Regions from separate parts of the Homo sapiens genome. Here region 2 is linked to region 1. The links are chromatin contacts, found by Hi-C in ENCODE. All regions are on one chromosome and are shown on one strand. The core of a region is the stretch at or near the end of the contact, and the rest is flanking DNA. Distances in the headings are between cores, read along the strand shown. Region 1 overlaps CACNA1E (calcium voltage-gated channel subunit alpha1 E). Region 2 holds the start of LAMC1 (laminin subunit gamma 1).

Region 1 (6,697 bases), core at 2,198-4,697:
CTCCTTTCCAGTCATACATCAAGACCAAGCTGAAATGCCACCTTGTCAGTGAAAGTTTCTCCCCGTGCCCCACAGCTCTTTGAATTGTGTGACTGTATTATTTCTTCTCCTATTTAAATCAAGAAACTATATCTTGAAAGCAGGAGTTTTGCTCATGTCTCTACTGGCAGTGCTTAGCAGAGCCCATGGTATATAGTAGGAGCTTAGTCAATGTTCAATGCAGGTAAGAATGAACATGAGGCATTCACTAAGGAGCCATTACAAAGACAGGGCTTTGCTCACCCACTCTGGCCTGAGCCATGGCTCCTGCTCACTCCCACCCTTGCAGGCTGCCTCCGAGGCACCACTCCCATTTCTTCCCGACAGCAAAACTTCACACCCCAAAGCAATGGCTCTGCTACATCCCCAAAGTGAAGAGCCTAGACGGCAAATAACACCCACCCACCAGTCAAGCTAGTGCCCCTCAACCTGGCAGACTGGACAAAGACATGACTTAGAAAGGTCAAAGGGAGCTCCGAGTCGCCACGGCCTCAAAGACCATCACCCTTCATGGCAACCACAATCAGGGACAAGATGGAAGTCTGTCCAGGACTCTGACTCTCTGTTCTAGAATTCAGTGACACTCATTACACTCTGTGCCTGACACTGTGCATATTTTAGGGAAGAATATCTATCCCTGGTATCCAGATTGCTTGTGTTTTGAAATCTTGAACAAATGGAGATGATGGGGCAGTAAGGACTGGGAGCCCCAGGGCAGGACCTTGCCTGCCTCACTCACCACTGTACTTGGCACACAGTGGGGCCCCGGTAACTGTTATTTTATTAATAAATTAATATTCAATTGATAAATGAATCATACAGGGAAACTAGAGCCAGAGGTATCCTTACAAAAGGTACCCACACTCTCCACACTGTATACCCATTTGAACTTTTTATACTGTCCACTGTAGACACACATGACCTATTTAAAAAAGAAAATAAACCAGCATACATGGAAGATCCCTTTCATGTTTAAAAAAAAAAAGAGAAGGCCAGGTGCGGTGGCTCACGCCTGTAATCCCAGCACTTTCAGAAGCCGAGGTGGGCAGATCACGAGGTCAGGAGATCAAGATCATCCTGGCTAACACGGTGAAACCCCATCTCTACTAAAAAAAATACAAAATGTTAGCCAGGCATGGTGGCACGCACCTGTAGTCCCAGCTACTCAGGAGGCTGAGGCAGGAGAATGGCGTGAACCTGGGAGGCAGAGCTTGCAGTGAGCTGAGATCGTGCGACTGCATTCCAGCCTGGGCAACACAGCAAGACTCCGTCTCAAAAAAAACAAAAACAAAAAAAAAGAGAAGGGAGAGAACAAGAAAAAATTCTGTCTTGCTGGAAGGATGATGAGTCTTCTCTCGGTAGCAGGGTTATTTTCACTTTCTTCTTTACTCCTCTAACCATTTTCTGAGTGTTCAAATGAGCATGTGTTCATTTATCACTACAAAATCAATTAAAGCTATATGTATCCTGAAAAGAACAAATCAACACAAAAACCCATCCCAACCTGAGAGTGAGGAGGAATGCGATGGCCAGAGAAATCAGAAAAAGACTTCGGAGAGGATTAAATGCAAGAGAATGAAGGGACCTGGCCAAAATGAGGAAATGACCATGAAACCACTTTGAAACTTGCAAAAGACATCTTCCTTCCTGCCTTCCCTCCTGTACCAGCTCACTGCTCACTAGAGGCCTCATTTCATAAACTTTACTGGCAATCTCCTCAAACACCCCTTCACTCCTCGTTCCCTCTGAGCCCATTAATGAGGACCTGTGTTGCTCCAACTCTCTTTCTAGTCTAGCAGTTTCAAGACAATCATTAGGGAAATGATAAAAATAGGTTCACTTATTGATTTATCTCCTTTACCCAATGCTCCTTCCTTTGAATGGTTGACTTGTTTCCTTAGCAACATGGCTAATTTGAGCAGCACGACGTGGCCTGCACACCTGCCATTTGTTCATTTCCTTCTTGAAGCACAGAAAGCTGGGGCAAGGGTGGTGATGCTGGTTCTGCTGTCACCGGAGCCCTGGGGGCCTGGCCTGGAGCTGAGCTCTTCATCTGCCTGAGCCTGAAAAGCCTCCTCATCATCACCTCTCAGGTACAGATCTGTAGGTACATGCTTGGGAAGGACTTAGGCCTCAGGCAGTAAATATTGGGTGTCCCCAGGCAAACATGCATCTCTATCACCACCAGGGGGCTCATCCTGAAGACCTCTGTACTTAGCTGTCTCCTCCCAGAGCCTATGACATCCGAACACTAAGAAGGCCATGCTCTGACAGGCAGGCAGATAGAATGCTGTGCACTCTCCCAACTTCAGCCTAATGCAGAATATGCTTTTGTGGGGAGCAGTCGGTGGGCACTCAGGCACTTCCTGGAAACTCCTGGGGGGGTATAGAAGAGTCCACAGTCTGAGGGGAGGCATTCCTCAGCCTCCTTTACCCATTTCCACCCCTCACCCCAGACCCTACAGGAAGACCTGTCTCCTTTTCTCCCTTCAGTCTCATGTTTTTGGATGTCTAAATCCAAGAGATGTAACAGCCTCAGAGGATGGCATGGACACCTTCATGCATGTCTTTCCACCTCTTCTTCATGTGCACATAAATATCATCCTAATAAGTGGACTTTGACTCAAAGACAGTAACAGAGAAAGAGCCTTAACTAGTCTGTGATTCCCTATTAGCATGACACCAAATAGACATTTTACATATGAACAGGAATGAAATACAGCTATCCAAGCCTTCCGTGTAACTTCAGAATCTTCTTCAAGACCTGGAATGCAATGGAAAAAATGTAGCTTGGTAAAGGAAACCAGAGCCAGGCCTCCGACTGCAAAAGCTGTCCCAACACAGTACTCAAGAGTCAATGAAGGGTTATGACCATCCATTCCCACAGAACCAAACAAGAAATACAAAAGGACTGAAGCCTAAAATGATACCGGAATCTGAACTCCCTCTGAAAACTGTAAAGTGTTGCACAAATACAGTTACTTTCAGTATCCTACTAACTCAATCTTTCAGCATCTACTGTGGCTCAATACTTTGGGGAAAGCATCTGTTGGTGGTTACAGCCTCCAGCCCTCAGGAGTGGGCTGGCTGGCTGTAGCCATGGACTGACACAGAGGAGACCAACTCCAATAAAGGATTTAAAAGAAAATTATGGTAATGGGCCTCCAGGAAAAGAGCAAAGACATTTGGCCCAGAACCTCCTGAGAATATGGAAAGCGCATCCAAACACCAGTCCCCAGAGGAGGATTTATGAAGCTGATGGCTCTGATGCAATCTCTCCCAGTGATTAGAAGGGATATTAATCACACCCCAGGCCAGGGCTAAGAACAGGAGGGGTTGAACCATCACAGAAGTCTGGCTCCAGTTCCCACAGACCCTGATGGAAATGCAGTGAGATCATGCTGGTGAGATCATATGACCCTCGTCTGAGCCGACTGAGAAAGATACATCTGTCCTGGAGGGACGAGTAATGCCGAAGACATAAGACCTTGTGCCTAAAACCCAGACATAGCAATAGTTATGACCATCACTTCAACAGTGTGTCTGCATCCCTCATGGTCTTCCTCACCTTCCTAGAAGCAGACATTCTTACAGAAATCTCTGCTTCCTAACCTGTCTACACAAAAGGAAAATTCAAACCAGCCCTGTTCAAACAGGCCTGGCCTGGCCAGGCACAGTGGCTCACGCCTGCAATCCCAGCACTTTGGGAGGCCGAGGCGAGTGAATCACTTGAGGTCAAGAGTTCAAGACCAGCCTGGCCAACATGGTGAAACACTGTCTCTGCAATTAATACAAAAATTAGCCAGACATGGTGGTGGGCACCTGTAATCCCAGCTACTTAGGAGGCTGAGGCAGGAGAATAGCTTGAACCCAGGAGATGGAGGTTGTGGTGAGCCGAGATCATACCACTGCACTCCAGCCTGGGGGACAGGGTGAGACTCTGTCTCAAAAAACAAAACAAAACAAAAAAAGAACAAGCAAGCAAAAACAGCCCTGGCCAGTCCAGCTCCCTTCCTGGAGGGATGTTTCACATTTTCTCCAGATCATGGCATAAAGTAGAAGTCAGTATGAGGTAAAAAGATGGAGAGCCAAGAGGGCTTTCTAATGCCTCTCAGCAAGCCGCTCCACCCTGCCCAGGTGAGAGGGCCCAGGTTAAGAGATAAGCTATGGTGCAAGGAGTCTTGGCCCAGGGCTCCTTCTGGACTTCTTTGCACTCACTCCTATGGCTGCCCTGGCAGGACATGGCAGCCCAAAAGAGACCAGCCCAGAAAAGGGAATAAACAGACAGAACTATTCCTGGAGATTCTGAGGAGCTATAGATGAACTTTTCAATTCTCTGAAAATAAATGTTAACCTTCCAAATTTATCAATATATGGACTATCTTCCTATTTGGGTAGTCCATACTTTTAGGTTTCCTGGGTCTGTTCTGGGCTGATCAACAGAAGGTGAACCACACATCACCTCCAAAGGGCAAGAGGGCTAAACCCCTGTGTTTCTCCATGTGACAGTTAGCAGTGTACAACTCTGGCTGCAAACCTGGAAGTCCACCCTGCATACCCCTCCCATCCCCTCTCTAACCACGGCAGGAGACATGCACTGTCAACAAGCAGAAAAACATGAAAGAAGGCTCTGCCTACTCCATACTGTCCCATGTCATCATCTCATTGCTTTCCTTGTGCAATTTTTCTCACCACCCAACCTCATCTTAAAAAAAAAGACTAAAAAACCAAACCCCTTTTCTTTTTTTAAAACAAAACAAAACAAAAATGTATCATGTGACTTCCAGCCTTAACATCAGTTTTTTAACTTTGGTTTCCATGGTGGTGGGATGCAACCTGCCATCGCCATGACAACAGCTGCCTCTGTTCAAATTCACCATCTGACAGGCAGTCCTGAACAGACACACACCTCTCTCCTTCTTAATCCCTCTCTCTCTCTCTCTTCCCCACTCCTGCTGTCAAGAAGATGGAAATGCCATCACACCTACTCCTAAAAACCTAATGAATGAAAGACAAATAAAGCAATATTGAGAACATAACAAAGAGGCAGAGAACTCCCCAAAAGGCCTTTTGTTTGCCAATACAATCCTGCTGCTCTCTCATGGAGGTCAGTGGACTCAGTTACTCAAAGCAAAAGATCCTAAGCATTACCCATTTAATGCTGGCTGTGAAGGCAAGTCCAAATTCTCATTACTTTAGACCAAAGAACTCCCATCTGACTCCCAGGACCCTGCCCTCTGGATAAAGTGGCTGAAAGGAAGTGCACATGATTGCTACTTTGGTGAACCAACACTGAGGTCAGTTCCAGACTCATCTGGGCCCTGATTCCCAAAGGATGGGAAGTGCTGGTTCTGAGAAAATAAGACAGTACTGTCTCCCTCCCTCCTCCCACTGCCATGCCCCTTGCAGTTACAGACAGCTGGATAAGTCTTAACAAATTCATTTGTTTTGCGTGTGACTGGATCCTGGACTCAAAACGCTGTCATTCAACACACAGTTTTGGTGAACAGCAGACAAATGATTGAACGCTACAGAAAAGGGAAAAAAGAAAAGGGGAGCATTAAAAGCCTCTGGAAGAAAACAAAACAGCAGTGGGAAAATTACCTGTTTCAGAAACGAGAATTTGTGTTTTGATGACACTCTGATGAATTGGAGCCCATCAAGAGTTCTGGCAGCAACGTGCATTTCAGGGAAGATGACTATGAGGTGCAATCAGCAACCCCACCCAAGACTACACCCCACTTCATATCAACACCAGCATCATGGAACTGAGACAGCATAAGAAAAATGAAAAGCCTTTTGTGAAAGAGTCCATAGATCACCTGTGGGAGAATGTTTGTTTTCCTCTGAAAACTCTGCAACTGTGCCCTGGCATTCAAAGACACCTACTGAGCCTGCAAACCACGTGAGATAATGTTGAAAGAACTAGGGATACTCAGCTTGGAAAGGGAAGACTTGAGAAATACATCACAGCTGCTTTCAAATATCTGAAGGGCTAGCTTGTAATAAGGGGCTCAGATGTTTTCTAAGTTATTATGGAGGCAAAGACTAAGACCCAATGTGCAGAGTACCCATCCGAAGACAGATCTGGAGCAATAAAGAGAAGAACTTCCACTGTTCCACAAGTGAATGGACTATTTTGTTAAGTAGAAAACTAAGTGTTGTGCTAATAGATGTTTAACTTCGGGGGAAAAGCCCCAATGTGTAGCATTTGCAAATTTCTGGGGTATAAATACTCTCTCCATGGCCAATTTCAAGCTACCATCTTGATATCACTGAACATGGAGTCTAGAAGAGACATACAGAGAGGACACTCAAGAGCTGGGACAAGCCAGTTTCAGCACAGCACTTATTGTGAGTTCCACATCCCCAGGGGAGTGTCAAGGATGTTAAGGCGGTGACTGCTGTATTCAATGGTAGTCATGCTGGATCAACCTTCATATGCATAAGGGGTGAACCAACCAGGTAGGAAGCAAGGTCAACAACTCTTAGTCACTTGCTCAAGGGCCTCCTGGGTGAGCCTTACTCTGTCCTTCAGCCTCAAATGGCCTCCTCAGCCAGACCTGCATTCAGGATGTCTGGTCCATCCCCCTCATCACAGAAGGCTGTTACCTGTGCAGCTGGAGGTGTGTCGGAAGCAGCCACAGGTGAATGGCTT
Region 2 (6,701 bases), core at 1,979-4,478, 1.5 Mb before region 1:
TTGTTTAAGGGTATGTGAAATTTGAACTGGGAGGGAGATTTAATAGATGCACAAAACAGTCACGGTACTTTAATTCATGGGAAATAATTAGTTAGCTACAGCCCATGGAGTAACTGGAGTTGGGGAGTGAATATGCTAAACATCAAAACACACAGTGACACATGACACCTTGCCTACTTGTCATAAATTGTTGATCGAAACATACATGTATACATATAACCTTGTCATTAAAGGGGGGGGGAGGACAGAAAGAGAAACCTCAACCTCACTACACACAAACCTTTCCCCCTTCCCACCTCCTCCACTATGCATGATTTCTTCCAGGATGTCATTTCTGATCCAAGAACAAGTCAAGTATCCTAGTCAAGTTAGTTTAAACTAGAAGTTTAAAGTACATATTTTTACAGTTAATCACAATGCTTGTAAGAAAATACTTTAACTTTTAACTTACAAGTTTTAAACTCATAGTTTTATGAATTTCATTTAGCAAGAATATTACCAAAAGTTGAGGAAAATTTCAGCAAAACCAAGTCCAAGCATAAAACATTTCATAGTAAAAAGTGATGTTAGAGGTAAACTCTAAGATCTCTTTTGACCTTTTAATCAACCATGACCCAAAGTTAACATATCTGCCTCCCAGTGGGAGCAATCTAACGTAACTGATACTGGGTTACTCTACCGCATTATCTTTGCAACAGGGTAGTAATCACTGAGTAATCTATCTACCTCTGAAATCACCTTAAATAACCTTTAGCTACACAGTGCCTACAAGAGAAAATTCTGAGAGCCAAGATTGACAACCCCACCTTTATGTAAATAAGAGACTGTTGTTCAGTAATTGTCAATTGAATTTCAGGCATCTGAGATTTCAGACATCAGGCAACGCCTTTTCTTTGAAAATTTTAAAATCTGAAAATGAAAAAAATAAGACTTCAAGAGTATTCAAACTTGAACACAGAAACTTTAACAAGTCAAAAGTTAAACAGAAATACTTAGATACACATTTCAAAAATAATTTTGGCCAACTTAAAAAATATAACAGGAGAAAATAAAGAGCAATCTCACAGATCTTAGGAAATCCTCGGTCACTAGCTATGTCTTCAGAAAGGCACCTTTAAAAAACTGAACTCAGTGCACTTTACTTCTTCAATCCCTGAAAAACAGATACCTCATAGTATCATTTTATGAAATTATTTTCAAAATGTTTCATTTGTTTAATGACTCAACTGCAAATAAGATGTTAAATAATTCTGCTTTTCTAACACTTATTCCACACACAATAATTTAATCCCACTTTTCAAAGTACTTTTTGTTAAGTCCAATTCTTTCTCTGGAATCCTGATACTTACATAAAGTTTAGTGTACCGGAGAGCAGCAAAATCATGATCAAAAGAACCATTTGCCTACAACATGTTCCTTTCCAACACCCCTAAGTGATATTAGCCTTACAAAATTACCCTCCCTTGACAGAAGAATGGCTTGAGGCAGTCTGTTCTCTCTGGAAGTTCATTAGTACCAGCTACTGGTAATAATCAAGCCTTCCAAGGCAATGGGGAGTGAAGTGTTAAGTCAAACGTGTTTCTCACACATAGATTCCTCTGTTAAACACAATAATGAAACTTTCTGCCTATTTACGTATCTCAATGATGAAGAAAACCTTAGCTAGACCGAACATTATTTTTGGTGCTTCCAGATACATATGTCCATCCTCAATCCACTGCCCTGCCATGAAGTTTTCTACACATCCCTTTCCTGATTTCTGAAACATCACTTACACGTGTTTCTACAGTTGCTTTGAATGAAAGCAAAAGGGAAGACAGTAAAGGAGAGCCTTTTTACCCAGGGACAAGGCTATGCCCAGCAATTACAGTGAGTGCACTTCCTTTTGTTCATTCTGCACCAGGATTAGCAGTCAAATCGCTTTGTGGTTCTTAATTAAGGCTGAGCAGCTATAAAGAACAATAACTTCAAAAGTGAATTTATGTTTTAATTACACATAGGCAATATAGGCAGCGAAGGCATTTGCTCCCCTCAAATTCCCCCTTAACTCAACAGAGCAATCACCCTCAGCCCTGGAAGGACATCTAAACATTTTAAAGGCGAAAGTGTTTAAGGCGGACCTTCTTGTTTCCGATCCAAGAATGCGCTGTGATGACCTTGCTAGCAAAGAGAAAAGTGGGGATGGGAGTTTCTGATTAACGCTTCAGAAAAAAAAGGGGGAAATCACAATCCTAACAGCCGAAATGCAGAATAATCAGAGAGCCAGAATCCCGTTAAGTCAGAAAGAACAGGAAAGCAGAGAGACTCGTGCGGAACATCCTGGCCCTCACGGGATGTTAAAAGCAGTATCTATTTAAGAAGTTGGAGAAAGGAGTTTCTGTGTGGCCCATGCCGGGGAACAGAGAGCAAACACGCGGCCGTCTGCGCCCGTGAGGCCGGCCACTGGGACGGAGCCGGTCCGGGAGCTGGGCTGCTGGCGAGCAGTAGCAGGGGACGGGGCTGTCACCGCTTACCCAGGTGCAGCGTGAGGTTGATGGAGCTGGGGTACTGCACCCCGGCCAGCATGGTCTGGCTTTGCCACCAGGTGGTGTCGGCCTGGTTGTTGTAGTCGGTCAGGAAGGCTGCCCCGTGCTGCAGGTGGGGCTGCCCGGCGTCGCACAGGTGACAGGACTTGGTGACCCCGGTCACCCCGGTCTGCACACAGTATTCCTCGGGCGGAGTCCCACACGTGTTGGTGGCCACCACAGTCACGTTGAAGGCGGCGTTGACGAACTCGGGCATGCAGCGCTGCGGCCGCCCGCCCTCGTCCGTGCACTCGTCCATGGCTGCCTGGGCACAGCCCGCCGCGGCGGCCGCCGCCAGCACGGCCAGCACGGGCCAGAGCCGCCCCCGGGGCCGCAGGGCCGGCGCGGCCCGATGGCTCCCTCTCATCCCGCCGCCCGCACGCTGGGTCACGGCGAAGGCAAGGGCACCGGCGCGTTCCTCTCGCCTAGCGGCGTCCCCCGGAGGCCGCTTCGCTGCTTGAGCCTGGGGGCCCAGGGGCCTGACTCCGGCGCGGGCGGTGGCGGCGGCTCGCGCCGGAGAGACTGACGGGTGGGCGCCCCTAGCGAGGACCGCGCTGCTCGCCGACCACTGCCCCCGCGCGCCGCCTCCGCGCTTCCCTCACCTACCCCGGGAGCAGCCTGCACTCCGCGCCGACCCCCGACTTCCGAGCGCGTGCCCGAGTGCGCGCCCCCGGGGAGGAAGGAGCAGGGGGTGGGGTCGGCAGGGTGGGGTGGGGTCTGGGCGAGGAGAAAGCCCAACCCTGTCTCCTCTCAGCAACTCCCGCGGCCCCTGGGGCAACTCCCCGGCCCACCGCGCCCCATGGACTGCGCGTCCGCCCCGGCGACTCCAGGAGGCGGCGGGGGCGGGAGCAGCGGCGTCTCGCGCTCGGGCCCGCGGCGCGCGACCCGGGGGGAGGGGCGCGCGAGGTGGGCGGGGAGCCGGGGGAGGGGGTTGGGGGAGGGGAGGGGAGAGGAGGGGAGAGGAGGGGAGGGGAGAGGAGAGGAGGGGAGGGGAGGGCGGCTGGGTGGTGCATGCCGGGAGGGAAGGGCGGCCTCGCAGACCCGCTCCCCGCGCGGGAGTCGCTGGGGTCCTTGGGCTCCGCGGCCTGGGAGACTCCGGATTGCGGGAGGAGTCGGGGGAGGGCGCCTTAGAGGGGCGATGCCGGGTCAGGAGGTCGCTCGGGGTCGTCCCTGGGGCCTCGCGCCAATTTGGGCTGCGGCAAGAGGGTCCCCGCCCGGCCAGGTGTGGGTCCGAACCGGGAGCGCCCGCTGCTGCCCGGGGCCCCGCTCCAGCCCCTCCCGAACAGAGGTCCCGGGGCGTTCATGGGGCCGACACGGTCCCTGGAGAATCAGAAGGGCCTGGTCGCAGCAGCCAGATGAGTTTCGTGAAGCGATTTCCTGCCGCTGATTTAAAGTGTAACCAGTCGTTTTACCGGGGCAAGGAAGGAAGTGAAAAGGCTGGGAATGGAATGAATTTTTCCCTTGGGTACGCACGACCCACTGCGAAATTCTTCCACTGTGTTGTTTGTGTTCCTCGGCTTGCCTTTAAAAGACTCGAAATTATGTGGATTCTGACATCCTCCTTTTCGGGCCTGCTGAGTCACGGAATATTCTCAGTGCCAGAATGACTCAGTTCACAGAACCTGAGCCAGAAGATCATGAGTTTTAGTCCCGGAGCAGAACCTGGGCGCTTACCCAGTGCTGGATACGGCAAGCAGAGACCAGGGCAGGGAGGCAGCAGCTTGAAACCCTTGGCGTCCCCAAGCAGAGAGGATGCACATAGTGAATGACACGGATTTGTTTTGTTCTAGCTTTTCAGGAATTTAATGATAAAGTGCGGATAATAAGTACACCGCAAAAACAAAACAAAAAAACACATGCATAATTTCGGACCCAGTTGTCCCATTAAGATAGGCGTAATGGGAATCTGAAACAAGGAAATAAGTATATGTTAGGTGACTCTGGATAGTTAGGGTTAGTTAGACGCAGACTGCTGATTAGGAAAACCTTAAGGATAATGTTCTGGTAGGATGAAGAAGGGAGGGGAATCTAGGGTCTTGTTACACGGCTGAGCTTACTTAGCAAGTTATGTTCATCACTGTTCCGTTTATTTGATGAGATGGGTGGAGATTATGCATGGCTAAAGGTGCCTCATTCTTGGCACCTTCTCTTTGGGAGAATTAAGTTGTGGGGACTAATAATTTTTTAATCCTTTCATACATGAGTTGAAGCGAAATAAATACGTTCATTTACACCTAGAGGGGATTATATGCTCTCTCAGTCCTTCGTTGTACTTGAGGACAAACGTGGGCATATAGGACAAAAATAAGGATGTTAGTTGTGAATAAAGCTACAGATTTGTAATAAACTTGTTTATATTTTAATAAACATATTAGTGAATTTGCATTATTATACATTTTTAGTACTTTGTTATATAGTGGCCAAAGCGTGGGTCTCTATTTCCAACAATCAAAATAAAGACAAGGAGACCCCCAAAGGCTGTGAAATCAACATAAATGGGTTTGTCATTGCTGCCTTTTGAGTCCTAATGTCCAAGACTAACATCAAGATATTACTTATGCGAATTTTCCGTAACTTAATTACCAGAGCTTATCTGATATTTGTAAAGCACATAAAGAGACCTTGAATTAATCTCTCAATTCTCTTGCTTATGGAAATGTGTCACAGTGACAAACATCTATTTTGAAAAGAGGTAAAGTGTAACCAGCCAGTGGGCTTGATGATAAAAATTTTGCTCCGTTATTTGGATCTTGATTCAAACAAATCAACGGTTAAAACAAAATTTTTAAGACAATTTGAGAAATTTGAACACTAACCAGATGTTTGATGTTATCGACAAATTATTTTAGCCACCTAGAGATGCCACAGTCTACTAGACAGTATTTAAAGAAAAAAAGTGAAAGTGTGTAAGAATTTCTTTTACTGCAGGTTACCCTGTTTTTCAAAAAACTCCAGTCTTTTGAATGCACGTTCTTAAGTGCTTAGACATTTCATTATCAGCCGGGCGCGGTGGCTCACGCCTGTAATTCCAGCACTTTGGGAAGCCGAGGCAGGGGATTACTTGAGGCCAGGAGTTCGAGACCAGCCTAACCAATATGGTGAAACCCTGACACTACTAAAATTACAAAAATTAGCCGGGCCGGCTGGGGTCGTTGGCTCACGCCTGTAATCCCAGCACTTTGGAAGGCCGAGGCGGGTGGATTACTTGAAGTAAAGAGTTCTAGACCAGCCTAGCCAACATGGTGAAACCCCAACTCTACTAAAAAAATAAAAAAATTAGCTAGGCGTGGTGGCGCGTGCCTGTAATCCCAGCTACTTGGGCAGCTGAGGCAGGAGAATCCTTGAACCAGGGAGGCGGAGGTTGCAGTGAGCCAAGATCGCGCCACTGCACTCTAGCCTGGGCGACAGAGCAAGACTCTGTCTCAAAGGAAAAAAATCATCCCGGCGTTGTGTCCATGCCTGTAATCCCAGCTACTCGGGAGGCTGAGGCAGGAGAATTGCCTGAACCCAGGAGGCAGAGGTTGCAATGAGCGAGATTGCGCCACTGTACTCCATCCAGCCTGGGCGACAGAGTGAGAACCTGTCTCAAAAAAAAAAAGAAAAGAAAGAAAGAAAGAGAGAGGAATTCTATTATCTGAAAGACAGAGAGAAAAAGGAGGGATGGAGGGGGGAGGGGGAGGGGGAGGGGAGTTTCATTATCTACCAGACATGGTACTTAGAAGAAAAATGTGAACGGATGGGGAAAACTTTATTCAGGTCCCTCAAAAGATGATCTTAGTGCCCAATCATCAGTGTCTCTATGCAGCAACAAAGGCAGGATGAGGAAATGTAATTGTTTATTGTTTATTGTATGGGCAAGAGAGCTCCAATTAAAGAAAAAAAATGTGAAACTCCAGAGAAAAGAGATTTCTCCCTTCATAATCTATATAAATAATTTCAAGGAAGGATGTTGATTGGCTTGGCTTTGGTCACCTGGCATACCCCCAAAGCTAGGTAAATAGAATACCATGTGTGTGGTGTTTGGCAGCCCAACAGAAAACCATGGAATGTGGGAAAAGCAATTGAAAGGAAAGCTTGCTGTTACCAGAAGAGGGCAGGTTATAAGGCAGAAAAAACAACGGATGTCTACTACAGCAG

The links. Hi-C counts contacts between places; a loop is a spot of excess contacts on that map. Pooled maps may share reads with other maps.
Region 2: a loop to region 1 is called in a pooled map, with 5 times the contacts of the local background. The contact joins the promoter of LAMC1 here to the enhancer-like site in region 1. A Hi-C loop is called at or near these places in 2 of 37 single-sample maps with no recorded cell type and 3 of 50 pooled maps.

The regions. Positions count from the first base shown.
Region 1 is chr1:181,500,006-181,506,702 of GRCh38, reverse strand. The region is part of intron 1 of CACNA1E (calcium voltage-gated channel subunit alpha1 E); the gene reads right to left. Among named protein-coding and RNA genes, the nearest start is that of CACNA1E, 20 kb to the right of the region's middle. RefSeq lists enhancers at 1,209-1,438, 1,859-1,978. Within about 2 kb of position 3,447, at least 6 of the 41 ENCODE cell types and tissues checked have a DNase peak (open chromatin) inside an H3K27ac peak, as active enhancers do.
Region 2 is chr1:183,019,947-183,026,647 of GRCh38, reverse strand. LAMC1 (laminin subunit gamma 1) reads right to left here and starts at 3,228. Exons shown (of 28, transcript NM_002293.4): 1 at 2,514-3,228. The coding sequence starts at 2,931. RefSeq lists enhancers at 2,312-2,865, 3,421-3,975, 3,976-4,531, 5,269-5,768 and silencers at 2,820-2,959, 2,980-3,049, 3,100-3,489, 3,520-3,909.